Linked DNA regions of Homo sapiens: region 1 is linked to region 2. A link is an interaction called in ENCODE POLR2A ChIA-PET data of the cell type or tissue named here. Cell type or tissue: HepG2. All regions are shown on one strand. Each heading gives the region's core, and the rest is flanking DNA. Links, peaks and the distances in the headings are about the cores only. Region 1 overlaps KIF3B (kinesin family member 3B). Region 2 overlaps NOL4L (nucleolar protein 4 like).

The links. ChIA-PET counts read pairs that join two places held together with the same protein. Peaks named below come from ENCODE experiments on the same cell type or tissue, not always from the same donor. Only the 100,000 strongest peaks of a DNase experiment are listed, where the experiment ranks them.
Region 1: POLR2A ChIA-PET joins it to region 2 with 5 read pairs; 6 of 35 experiments call an interaction of 5 or more read pairs at or near these places.

The regions. Positions count from the first base shown.
Region 1 is chr20:32,287,259-32,292,628 of GRCh38, reverse strand. All of the region lies in intron 1 of KIF3B (kinesin family member 3B), which reads right to left. Among named protein-coding and RNA genes, the nearest start is that of KIF3B, 12 kb to the right of the region's middle. In HepG2, for the core only: no CTCF peak of the experiment used is centred there; DNase peaks (open chromatin) are centred at 2,788 and 4,208; H3K4me3 peaks cover 693 bases.
Region 2 is chr20:32,471,262-32,476,631 of GRCh38, reverse strand. NOL4L (nucleolar protein 4 like) reads left to right here. Exons shown (of 11, transcript NM_001256798.2): 5 at 1,890-2,031. Among named protein-coding and RNA genes, the nearest start is that of NOL4L-AS1, 87 kb to the left of the region's middle. RefSeq lists a silencer at 948-1,137 and an enhancer at 1,321-2,092. In HepG2, for the core only: a CTCF peak has its summit at 1,463 (motif pointing right); DNase peaks (open chromatin) are centred at 691, 1,231, 1,921, 2,981 and 1 weaker place; H3K4me3 peaks cover 3,336 bases.

The sequences.
Region 1 (5,370 bases), core at 238-5,237, 180 kb after region 2:
GCGCCACTGGACCCGACTTTTCTTTTTTTTTTTTTTTTTTTTTTTCTATTTTTAGTAGAGACGAGGTTTCACCGTGTTGGCCAGGCTGGTCTCAAACACCTGACCTCAAGTGATCCACCCACCTCAGCCTCCCAAAGTGCTAGGATTACAGGCATGAGCCACCATGCCTGGACTAATTTTTAAAATTGTTTGTAGAAGTTGGGGGGGGTCTTGCTTTGTTGCACAGGCTGGTCTCAAACTCTTGGCTTCATGTGATTCTCCCACTTAGGCCTCCCAAACTGCTGGTATTACAGGTCCATCATGTAATACCAGCCACCATGGTGAGCCACTACGTCCAGCTCCTTTTTTGATCTTGATTCAAACAAACCAACTGTTAAGAAATGTACAAGGACCAAGCTAGGTGGTTCACCACCCATAATCCCAGCACTTTGGGAGGCTGAGGTGGGAGGATCACTTGAGCCTAGGAGTTCAAGACCAGCTTGGACAAGATGGCAAGATCCTGTCTCTACAAAAAAATTTTTAAAAATTAGCCAGGTGCGGTGGTATATGCCTGTGGCCCCAGCTACTCAGGAGGCTAAGTTGGGAGGATCACTTGAGCCCAGGAGTTTGCTTGAGCCGCCTAAGAGTTTGAGGCAGCAGTGAGCTCTGACTACACCACTGCACTCAAGCCTGGGTGATACAGTGAGACCCTGTCTCAAGAAAAAAAAAATGAGGCGAGGCGCGGTGGCTCACACCTGTAATCCCAGCACTTTGGGAGGCCGAGGAGGGTGCATCACTCGAGGTCAGGAGTTCAAGACCAGCCTAGCTAACATGGTGAAACCCTGTCTCTACTAAAAATATAAAAATTAGTTGGGTGTGGTGCATGCATGTCTGTAATCCCAGCTACTTGGGAGGCTGAGGCAGGAGAATTGCTTGAACCCGGGAGGCAGAGATTGCAGTGGGCCTAGATCGCACCACTGCACTCCAGCCCGGGTGACAGAGCGAGACTCTGTCTCAAAAAAAAAAAAAAAATGTATAAGACAATCAAGGAAATTGGAACACTGGATATGAGACAATGTAAGAAATTATTTTTACGTGTAAAAAAATGTTATTATTTTAAAAAGAAAGTTCTTATCCTCTAGAGGTAAACAAGAATATTTTCAGATAAAGTTATATGCCATCTGGGATCTTTTTCAGGGGTGGGGTGCATGGAAGGTTATAGGTAAAATAGGATTGCCAAGTGCTGAGAACTGCTGGAGGTGGGTAATGGGTTCATGATTCATTACATTATTCTAGTTTTATGCATAATTGGGATTTTCCAAATGAAAAAAAAATCACCCTCTAACCAATGGCTTATCATTTAAAATTTTTTTAAAATTACAGTAAAAAACCCCACATAATATAAAATTTACCCTCTTAATCATTTTAAGTGTATAGTTCAGTAGTGTTAACTATATTCACATTGTTGTATAACACATTTCTAGAACTTTTTCATCTTGCAAAGCTGAAACTTTATAACCACTGAACAATTCCCCATTTCCCCCTCTCCTTAGCCCCTGGTAACCATGTTTCCATGATTTTGTCTACTCTAGCTACCTCGGATAAGTGGAATCATAACAGTATTTGTCCTTTTGTGACTGGCTTATTTCACTCAGCACAATGCCCTCAAGGTTCATCAATACTAAAGCATGTGTCAGAACTTCCTTCTTTTTTAAGGCTGAATAATATTCCATTCCATGTATGCACTATATATATTTTCTTTTTTTTTTTTTTGAGACACAGTCTTGCTGACACCCAGGCTGGAGTGCAGTGGTGCAATCACAGCTCACTGCATCCTTGAACTCCTAGGCTCAAGCAATCCTCCCACCTCAGCCTTTTGAGTAGCTGAGACTACAGGTACATGCCACCATACTGAGCTAATTTATTATTATTATTATTTGTTATAGAAACAAGGTCTCACTATATTGCCCAGGCTGGTCTGGAACTCCTGGGTTCAAGCAATCCTTCCGCCTTGGCCTCCCAAAGTGCTGGGATTACAGGCGTGAGCCATCGCGCCTGGCCTGTACCACATATTCTTTATCCATTTATCTGTTAACGGACATTTGGGCTGCTTCTACCTCTTGGCTATTGTGAATAATGCTATGGGCAGAGGGCCATAGCAAAACCTGTATTTAACAGGCAGAGGTAGCCTGAATAGCCAAAAAGAGATTCAGACACACCTGGGACTGAAACCCAGCTCTATCATTCCTAGTTTTGTTTGTTTGTTTTTGAGATGGAGTCTTGCTGTCACCCAGGCTGCAGTGTAGTGGCGTGATCTCGGCTCACTGCAACTTCCACCTCCCAGGTTCAAGGGATTCTCCTGCCTCAGCTTCCCAAGCAGCTGGGATTACAGGCGCCTGCCACCACGCACGGCTAACTTTTGTATTTTTAGTAGAGCGTGGGTTTCACTATGTTGGCCAGGCTGGTCTCGAATTCCTGACCTCAGGTGTTCTACCTGCCTCGGCCTCCTAAAGTGCTGGGAGCCACTGTGCCCAGCCTATCATTCGTAGTTCTGAGGCTCTGTGAAAGTTTCTTACCCCTCGGAGCTGATTTCCTCATCTGTAAAATGGGAATATCACTAACACCTGCTGCTTGGGGCCGTGTGAGGACTAGAAGAAGACAGGCAGCAAGCGTCTGGCCCACAAGTGGTAACTCTGCCCTGACCCAATTTGCAGGAGAAAAAAAACAGAGACTTAGACAGGGAAGTAACATGGCACACTGAGTTAATAAGTGGCAAAGCAAGCTGAAACCAGGTCCATCTGGCTCCAAAGTCCATGGCCTTTCTTCCACACCAGCATGTCCTAAATGTCAATAATCCGATTGTTTCTGGACAATTTTCGCCATGTCTATCATCACCTGTACTATTATTTACTTAACGTTTTTTCTTTAAATCTACTTTGCTTAACACAAAGTTTATTTTAAAAAGAAACTTTATATAACCACCATGAATGGAAAATCAGTATCACTTGTTATAAATAGAAAGTAACTGTGAAAATAAATATAAGAACAGACAACAATGTTACTAAATTCTAGCTAAATACTGTAGCTTATCTGAGGCCTTAAGCTTGATCACCATTGGTTTGAAAGGGAGCTTAATAAGTGTTAAGAAATAGACTAGTGGCCGAGCATGGTGGCTCCCGCCTGTAGTCCCAGCCCTTTGGGAGGCCAAGGCAGGTGGATCACAAGGTCAGGTGTTCAAGACCAGCATGGCTAAGATGGTGAAACCCCGTCTTTACTAAAAATACAAAAATTAGCCGGGCATGGTGGCAGGCACCTGTAATCCCAGCTACTCAGGAGGCTGAGGCAGAGAACTGCTTGAACCCAGGAGGCAGAGGTTGCAGTGAGCTGAGATCGTGCCACTGCACTCCAGCCTGGGTGACTGAGACTCCATTTCAAAAAAAAAAAAAAAAAAACCAGACCAGTACCAAACAAATACAGTATTCTTGACACAGTCAGAAGAACCAAGAGAGAGTTTTAAAGGGAATAGCTCTCACCACTACATTCAACATAATTTTGGATGTTGTGTTTGACTGTTACCCAAACTCTCCTCCTATTCCACCTGGTTCAGCTCTGCAGAATATAAGGACCCACTCAGAACCCCGGATCAGAATCTTGTCTTATCAAGATTCATGCCTACGCATGCTACCTTTATAGTAAACAGTTTCCAAAGTTGATCCAACAGAATTTCCCATAAATCATAGGATTTATTTTATTAATATGATGAGTTAAATGCTTTTTGAAAAATCCCTCTTCAAAAGTCCATCAGAACTGTCTTGGCTCATTGTCCAATGTTATAATGATATGCTTGCTCTCACAGTTCATACAGTGCACATCACTTGAACCCAGGAGGCGGAGGTTGCAGTGAGCTGAGGCGACAGAGTGAGACTCCAATGCTGTACATAAAATGTTTCCAGTTAATGTTGCCAATAAACAGCCTATTCAGAGAACGAAGGGTTGAAATGACAAAGGCCTATGTTCTGGGTCCTACTCACAGGGAATTCTTCATCAGAAAGAAAAATGGATAAAGAGAAGACTAAAAAGAAGGTGAGAAAAACTACTACATCAAAAAAATACTTCATCATATGTAAAATATATCTAAATAAAGTTCATTTTTTGTTTGTTTGGAGACAGGATCTCATTCACTGTGTCACCCAGGCTGGAATGCAGTAGCGCAATCATGGCTCACTGTAGCCTTGAACTCCTGGGCTTGAACTTGCCTCAGCTTCCCGAGTAGTTGGGAGTACAGGTGCAAGCCACTGCACCCGGGTAAATTTTCATATGTTTTGTATAGATGGGGTCTCACTATGCTGCCCAGGCTGGTCTCAAACTTCTGGCCTCAAGCAATCTTCCCACTTAGGCCTCCCAAAGTGCTGGGATTACAGGAATGAGCCACCACATCCAGCTAAATCTGTTTTTTAAAGATACTTTTAGGCCAGGCACGGTGGCTCACGCCTGTAATCCCAGCACTTTGGGAGGCCGAGATGGGCAGATCTCAAGGTCAGGGGTTCAAGACCAGCCTGACCAACATGGTGAAACCCTATCTCTACTAAAAATACCAAAATCAGCTGGGCGTGGTGGTGTGCACCTGTAATCCCAGGTACTCAGGAGGCTGAGGCAGGAGAATCACTTGAACCCAGGAGGCGGAGGTTGCAGTGAGCTGAGACTGCACCACTGCACTCCAGCCTAGGCGACAGAGTGAGACTCCATCTGAAAAAAAAAAAAAAAAAAAAAAAAAAAAGATACTTTTAGAGGATCCTAAGAAGGGAAATGGACAGTTCTCTGTTAGAATTTTTTAAAGTTCAAACTTTTCACAAACCACTTATTTAGAATTGTTCTCTTAAGAGGCTGAGAGAGAAGGAGATATTCTGTATAACACATTATATGTGATTATAAAAAGGTGGAAACAACTTCAATGCTCAATGCCAGGGAAAGTGTAGTAGTTACTACTAAACTACTAACATGTAGTAATAACTACTAAACACAAAAACACAGCAAGGCGTAGTGGCTCACACTTGTAGTCTCAGCACTTTGGGAGGCTGAGTCAGGAGCATTGCTTGAGGCCAGGAGTTGAGACCAGCCTGAGCAACATAGTGAGATCCTGCCTCCATGAAAAATTTAAAAATTAGCCACAAGTGGTGGCACGCACCTGTGGCCCTGGCTGCTTAGGAAGCTGAGGTGGAAGGACCACTTGAGCCCAGGAGCTGGAGGTTACGGTGAGCTATGATCATGCCACAGTATTCCAGCCTGGGCAACGGAGCGACACCCTATCTCAAAAATAAACAAATAAAAAAAATAGATTGGGCCTGGTGGCTCACACTTGTAATCTGAGCACTTTGGGAGGCCAAGGCAGGA
Region 2 (5,370 bases), core at 267-5,266:
TCGAATGGATGGATGGGGAGTTTGGAGTAGGTGGCACTTTCAACTGTTACTAGAATACTCTGTCTTTTAAGTCGTGAGCATTTGAACAATACCCAAGAGTCTTCCTCCTTCAGCTGTGACTTCAGGTCAAACCCAGAGCATGGCACCCCCTGGGCATCCAGGAAGTAGCAAGGGGCCCATGCAAGATGCCCCGTTCCTGGTTCCCGGAGCCCGCATGGCACGACCAGCTGGGAAGATGGGGAGCCGGCTGCACCTTGCAGCCTTGCTCAAGGCTCCAAGGAACCTTCCCCCACCTGCCAGCCTCTCTTCCCCCTCCCCTTCGTCTCCCTCCATCCAGTTAGCACAGGGGAGAGTTTTGTTGTCCCTTTGTACCCTTTGTGCAGAGCCTTTTGAACGTGTGTGTGTGTGTGTGTGTGTGTGTGTGTGTGTGTGTCCCTCCGGGTGTGTGAGCGAGTTTTCACGAAGGAGGGCTGTGGGTGGAGGTGCTTGTGTTTATGGAGCAGGCAGCCTGTGGGAGGGAGGCAGAGTGAGTGCGTGTGCCTGTGTGTGGGGAGAGGACACTAGAGGACACGTGGGCTCTGTCCATCCCCCGAGGCCCTGGGTGTGCCGCGTGGGGACTACAGGCGTCACAGCCCAGCTCCTGTCCTCTGGATTCAGCAGAGGGTCCACACTGCACAGAAGCTATAAATTCCAGGAAACTCCCTACCAGCCCAGCCGGTGGGGGAGGGAGTGGAGGCGAATCCACACTGGTTCCCTAGCACTTGGAGCAGATGTGTCTGCCTCAGGGACAGCAGTCTAAGAAAGTTCCAACCAAAGTGTGTTTGCTCACTATAAAAGAGGTGTCTGTGAGGGGGGCCCCGGAGGGGAGGCTTGGGGGGTGCTCTGTCAGAGGTCCTCACTGGGGGCCCACAGAGGCCATTGTGTCTTGCTGGGGGGAGGCCAGAACTCCGGGTGTGGGAGCTGCTGGGTCATCTTTCTTGGTTTTACAGCCAGCTCCCAGGCACAGTTGCTTGCTGCTCCTGAAAGGCTGGGCCTGGAGGAGGTGGGGGCCCTTCCCCCTGGAGGGCTGGGTTGAAGGGGCCCCGCCCCGGGGGTTCCCGGATGACTGGCCAAGGGCCGGCCCGAAGCCGGCAGCGAGGAGAGAGGAGGCAGGCGTGGTCCTCTCTAGCAGGCCATCCGGCTGTTTGGAACGCCCTGGCGGCCCCCCAGGCCCTTGAGCTGAACCCCCTTTGCGGTCTGGTCCGAACCCTGGCCTGCCCCGCCCCCTTCCTTCTCTGCACTTCTGGGGCTGGCCCTTTCAGCCCTGGAAGCTGCCCAAGAGCGTATCTTTGAAGCACAGCAAAGGTTAGGAAGGAGGAAGACAGAAACGTCCTCTGGGCTGGGGGAGTGGGAGAAAGGAATTCCATGCATGCTTCATGGGAGTCAGGGCGCCAGGCCTGCTGGGGGCACTCAGCTCAGCCTCAGTGCCTGGTGGCGGGCATGTGCTGCTGCCCGCTTCTTGCCGCCGGGTCCTGTGCAGAGTGAGCCCCGGTCCCTGGGCTGAGAGCAGGGAGCGGCAGCCCTTGTTTACAGCGCTTGTTTCAACCTTGGCTCACAAGGGTAAGAGCCAGGCCCTGCCATCCGCCCCTGCAGGATGCGAGACCTCATAATTGTCTTCAATTACAGACAGTGCCGGCCCTTAGCCTTGGCTTCCGACAGGAACCAGAGCCGGGGCCACTTCCACCGGGCAAGGGGGAGCACCACCCAGCCCTCACTTCAAGGTTTGAGGGCTCCTGCCGCCTTCAGGGCACTCCCAAACGCCCACTGGCCCTGGGGTCCACCCACAAGGCTGCCTCAGGCTGATGAGAGCCCGTCCCTGCTGAATGCCCACCTTCTTTGTCCCTGCTCAGGATGAGACTTCTGTGAGCAGCGAGGATTTTGATATGAGCGACTCCACATGGATGTCAGCTGACCCGCACCTGGCCTCCAGCCTGAGCCCCAGCCAGGACGAGAGGATGCGGAGCCCGCAGAACCTCCACAGTCAAGAGGACGGTGAGTGCCCCTTGGTGGCAGTTGAGGAGGGGCTGTGCCCGGCCCCCTGCTCCCAGTTGTCCTCAGGTGAGAGGTGTGGACACACTCCAGGGTGGCGGAATCTGGGCCAAGGCCTTTGGGTGGCTCAGGCCCAAGCTTGCACTGCCCCCAGTGTTCTCAGCATCTCCATGGGCCCCAGTGCCCCAGCTCCTGGCTCCTTCCTCCCAAAGATGAGGGAGAGAGCCCATAGGACTGGCAGCCTGCGGGGCGGGGGGTCTGCCTGGTTGCCGGGATGCCATGGGCTTCTGCAATGTGGGTTTCAGAGTTACCAGGGGCAGGCCTGGGAAGGTTCACAGTGTACCTAACCCAGAGCAGTTCCGCTGCCCAGCAAGGGAAACAAGCTGTGTTTCTGCAGCCACATGTGAGGCTATAGCCCAGGTCACCTGGTGAGTGACCAGGCAGTGCAGCTGCCCACATTCACCCTAGCCCCTTGGGATGCGATGCGGCTGGCTGGGGAGCTGTCCGGATTCTTCCCTAGCCCTGACCGCCTCCGCGCAGGGCCTGCCAGGCAGCCTACTCCAGCCTCCCTTGGAATAGAGGCTTCCTTCTCAGGGGTTGGAGAGTTAGGGTCAGGAATCAGACCCCAAAGATCCACCCCGGCCTCCACGTGGACTCCCCCAAGTGGTTGGGCTCTGGGACCCTGGCATCTACCTTGGTGTGCCAGGGTTGTGAGGTGGCCCTGTGAGCACAGCACCCCAGCATCGCCTTTGTTTCCGTGGAGGAGATGGTTGGGGGCAGGGATGAGTGAGCTGGGCCCAAGAACTGGGGTGTAGGAGCCGGAGCCAGCAATTAGGAGGGGTTGAAGGTCGAGGCCTGGAATGTGGGAGGGAGGTGCGGATTAAAAAGGGGTGTAATGTGAACTCTGTGAAACGGGTCAGCCTTAAAGAGTAAATAAGGGGTAGGAGCCTTGCTGTTTGGGTCAAAGTTCATCTCCATGGCAGAACCTGCGCGCCTGCCTCCCGAAGGCCTGAATCCGGCTTTGTTTGGGAGGAGACCCAGTCTGGAGGCAGCTGGAGGTGTCTGGGCCAGGGGCTGGGGAGCACAGGGAGTGGCTGCAGGAGGAGTGGGGTGCGTGGCTGCCGGCAAAGAAAAGGCTTTTGTGCTTGATGCCTCGTGAGGTCGGTGCGACCCCCTCGTGCTGCCAGCCTCCCAGGCCAGTGCCGCCTTCCAGCGTTCCCACGGGGGTGGGGACCGGCGGGGGCAGCCACGTGCTCTGGGGGGCTCTGGGGCTGGGACAAGCGCAGCAGCTGACCTCCCGCCTCAACTGAGCCGATTGAGGCCACGCCCAAGGAACACTGAGGGCGGTGCCTGCAGAGCCCAGCTGGGGCCACAGGCTGTGGTCCCCCACAAGAAGGGTCTGGGACAGTTGTTCAGAAACCCAGAGCAGTGGGGCTGAAGGGACCATGGTCCCCCTACTCATTCCCAAGCAGATCTCATGCTGTTATTCCTCATGACCACCCTTTGAGAGCGTGATCTCTCTTGGAGACACGTCCTGGGGAGGTCTGGTGATTTGGGGGCTGTCAGGATCAGGTAGCTGACAGTGGCATTTCTGTGGGGTCCATGGGGTTCCCTCAGCACCTGCTGCCCAGAGGCTGGCTGGCCTGGCCATGAGGATGAGGCTGAGAGATGCAGGGAGGCTGGGGGGTCTGTAGGTCCCCAAGAGCCCAGTGCGGGGTCAGCCTGGGGTAGTCAGACACCACCTTCCCCTCCTGATGGACACCAGAGCTGGGACAGGGAGGATGCTGTTGACCACAGGGCCGTGGGCCTCACTGTCCCCTCCGAGACACTCATGGAGTTGTGGGCCACCCCGCTGGCTGGCTGAGACCCTGGGCAGGGCACAGGCCTTGGGAAGGCCCAGGCAGCTGGCCTGGCCTCTGCTGCCTCTTCTGGGCCTGTGGGCCTGTTGGTGTCTGTCCAGAGCAGTGGGTTTCCAGCCTAGAGTCCTGGGCCATCTTCTGGCCCCCCTGGAGACATACAACCAGCCCCTCTTGAAGGTGCTCACGGTGCAGAAATGTGAGGTCCAGCTCCCATGAGTGAGTCAAGGGGCTCCCATCAGAGCACTCTCAGGCCCCTGTTATTGACGCAGGACTAGGCAGGGACAGCCCAAGCAGAGGCACCCGCTTTAGCCCTCTGTGTGCTCCACTCCCCGCCCGAGGGTCTCCATTGCAGAAGCCCCCCAACCCCACTGATGCCCAGGTGGGCTTGGTGTGTGGGCTCTGGCCTTCCGTCCTTCGTGGAAGTCTGAGGCCTGCTGTAAGGTCAGTCTTGGTCTCTGCCCTGCCCCTGGGACTCGGTTGCGAACATGGCCCATTGTCGGTACCTGCTGAATGTCTGTTATCCCCGAATGAACAAACGAACAAACATTTACTGAGACCTACCCAAGCACACCATTGCAGAGCAGATGGAGCTCCGCCTCTGATGGGGGATAAGTTGGGTTGTTTGTTTCTGGGGACATCCTTCCCATCTGAGTACCTGGGCCTTTTCTTTTCGCCGGGAGTGTGGGGACTCCCAAGGCTGTGCTGATGACACACCTGTGTTGGTCCGTTTGGTGTTGCTATAAAGGAATACCTGAGGCTGGGTAATTTATAAAGAAAAGAGGTTTATTTGGTTCACAGTTCCACAGGCTGTACAGGCATGGCACTAGCATCTGCTTGGCTTCTGGTGAGGCCTCAGGAAGCTTACAGACATGGCAGAAGGTGAAGGGGGAGCAGGCATGTCTCATGGTGAGAGAGGGAGCAAGAGAGAGGGAGGAGGTACCAGGCTCTTTTAAATAACCAGCTCTCGCATGAACTCATAGTGAGAACTCACTCCATACAGCACCCAGCCACTCATAAGGAATCTGCCCCTCATGACCCAGACACCTCCCACCAGGCCCACCTCCAACCCTGGAGGACACATTTCACCATGAGATTTGGAGGGGACCCAGATCCCAACCATATCAGCACCCCATCCCTGCTGACAAGTGATCCAGCCAGGAGTGATTTCAGGGAGCCAGGCAGTTAGCACAGATCTACAGCTGTGGATTTGTTGGGGCCCTTCTTTAAAGATTTTAACAAAGGCAGATGAAGGCTGAGTGGCAGAGCAAATCCCATGGCGGAGACCACTGGGCCCAAGAGTGAGTTGTGCGGGTGCCAGCTCTCACTCCCCGGGAGCTTGCCTCTGAGCTTCTACCGGGGTGAGTGTCTGCTCTCACTCCCCGGGAGCTTGCCTCTGAGCCTCTACCGGGATGAGTGTCTGCTCTCACTCCCCAGGAGCATGCCTCTGAGCCTCTACCGGGGTGAGTGTCCACTCTCACTCCCC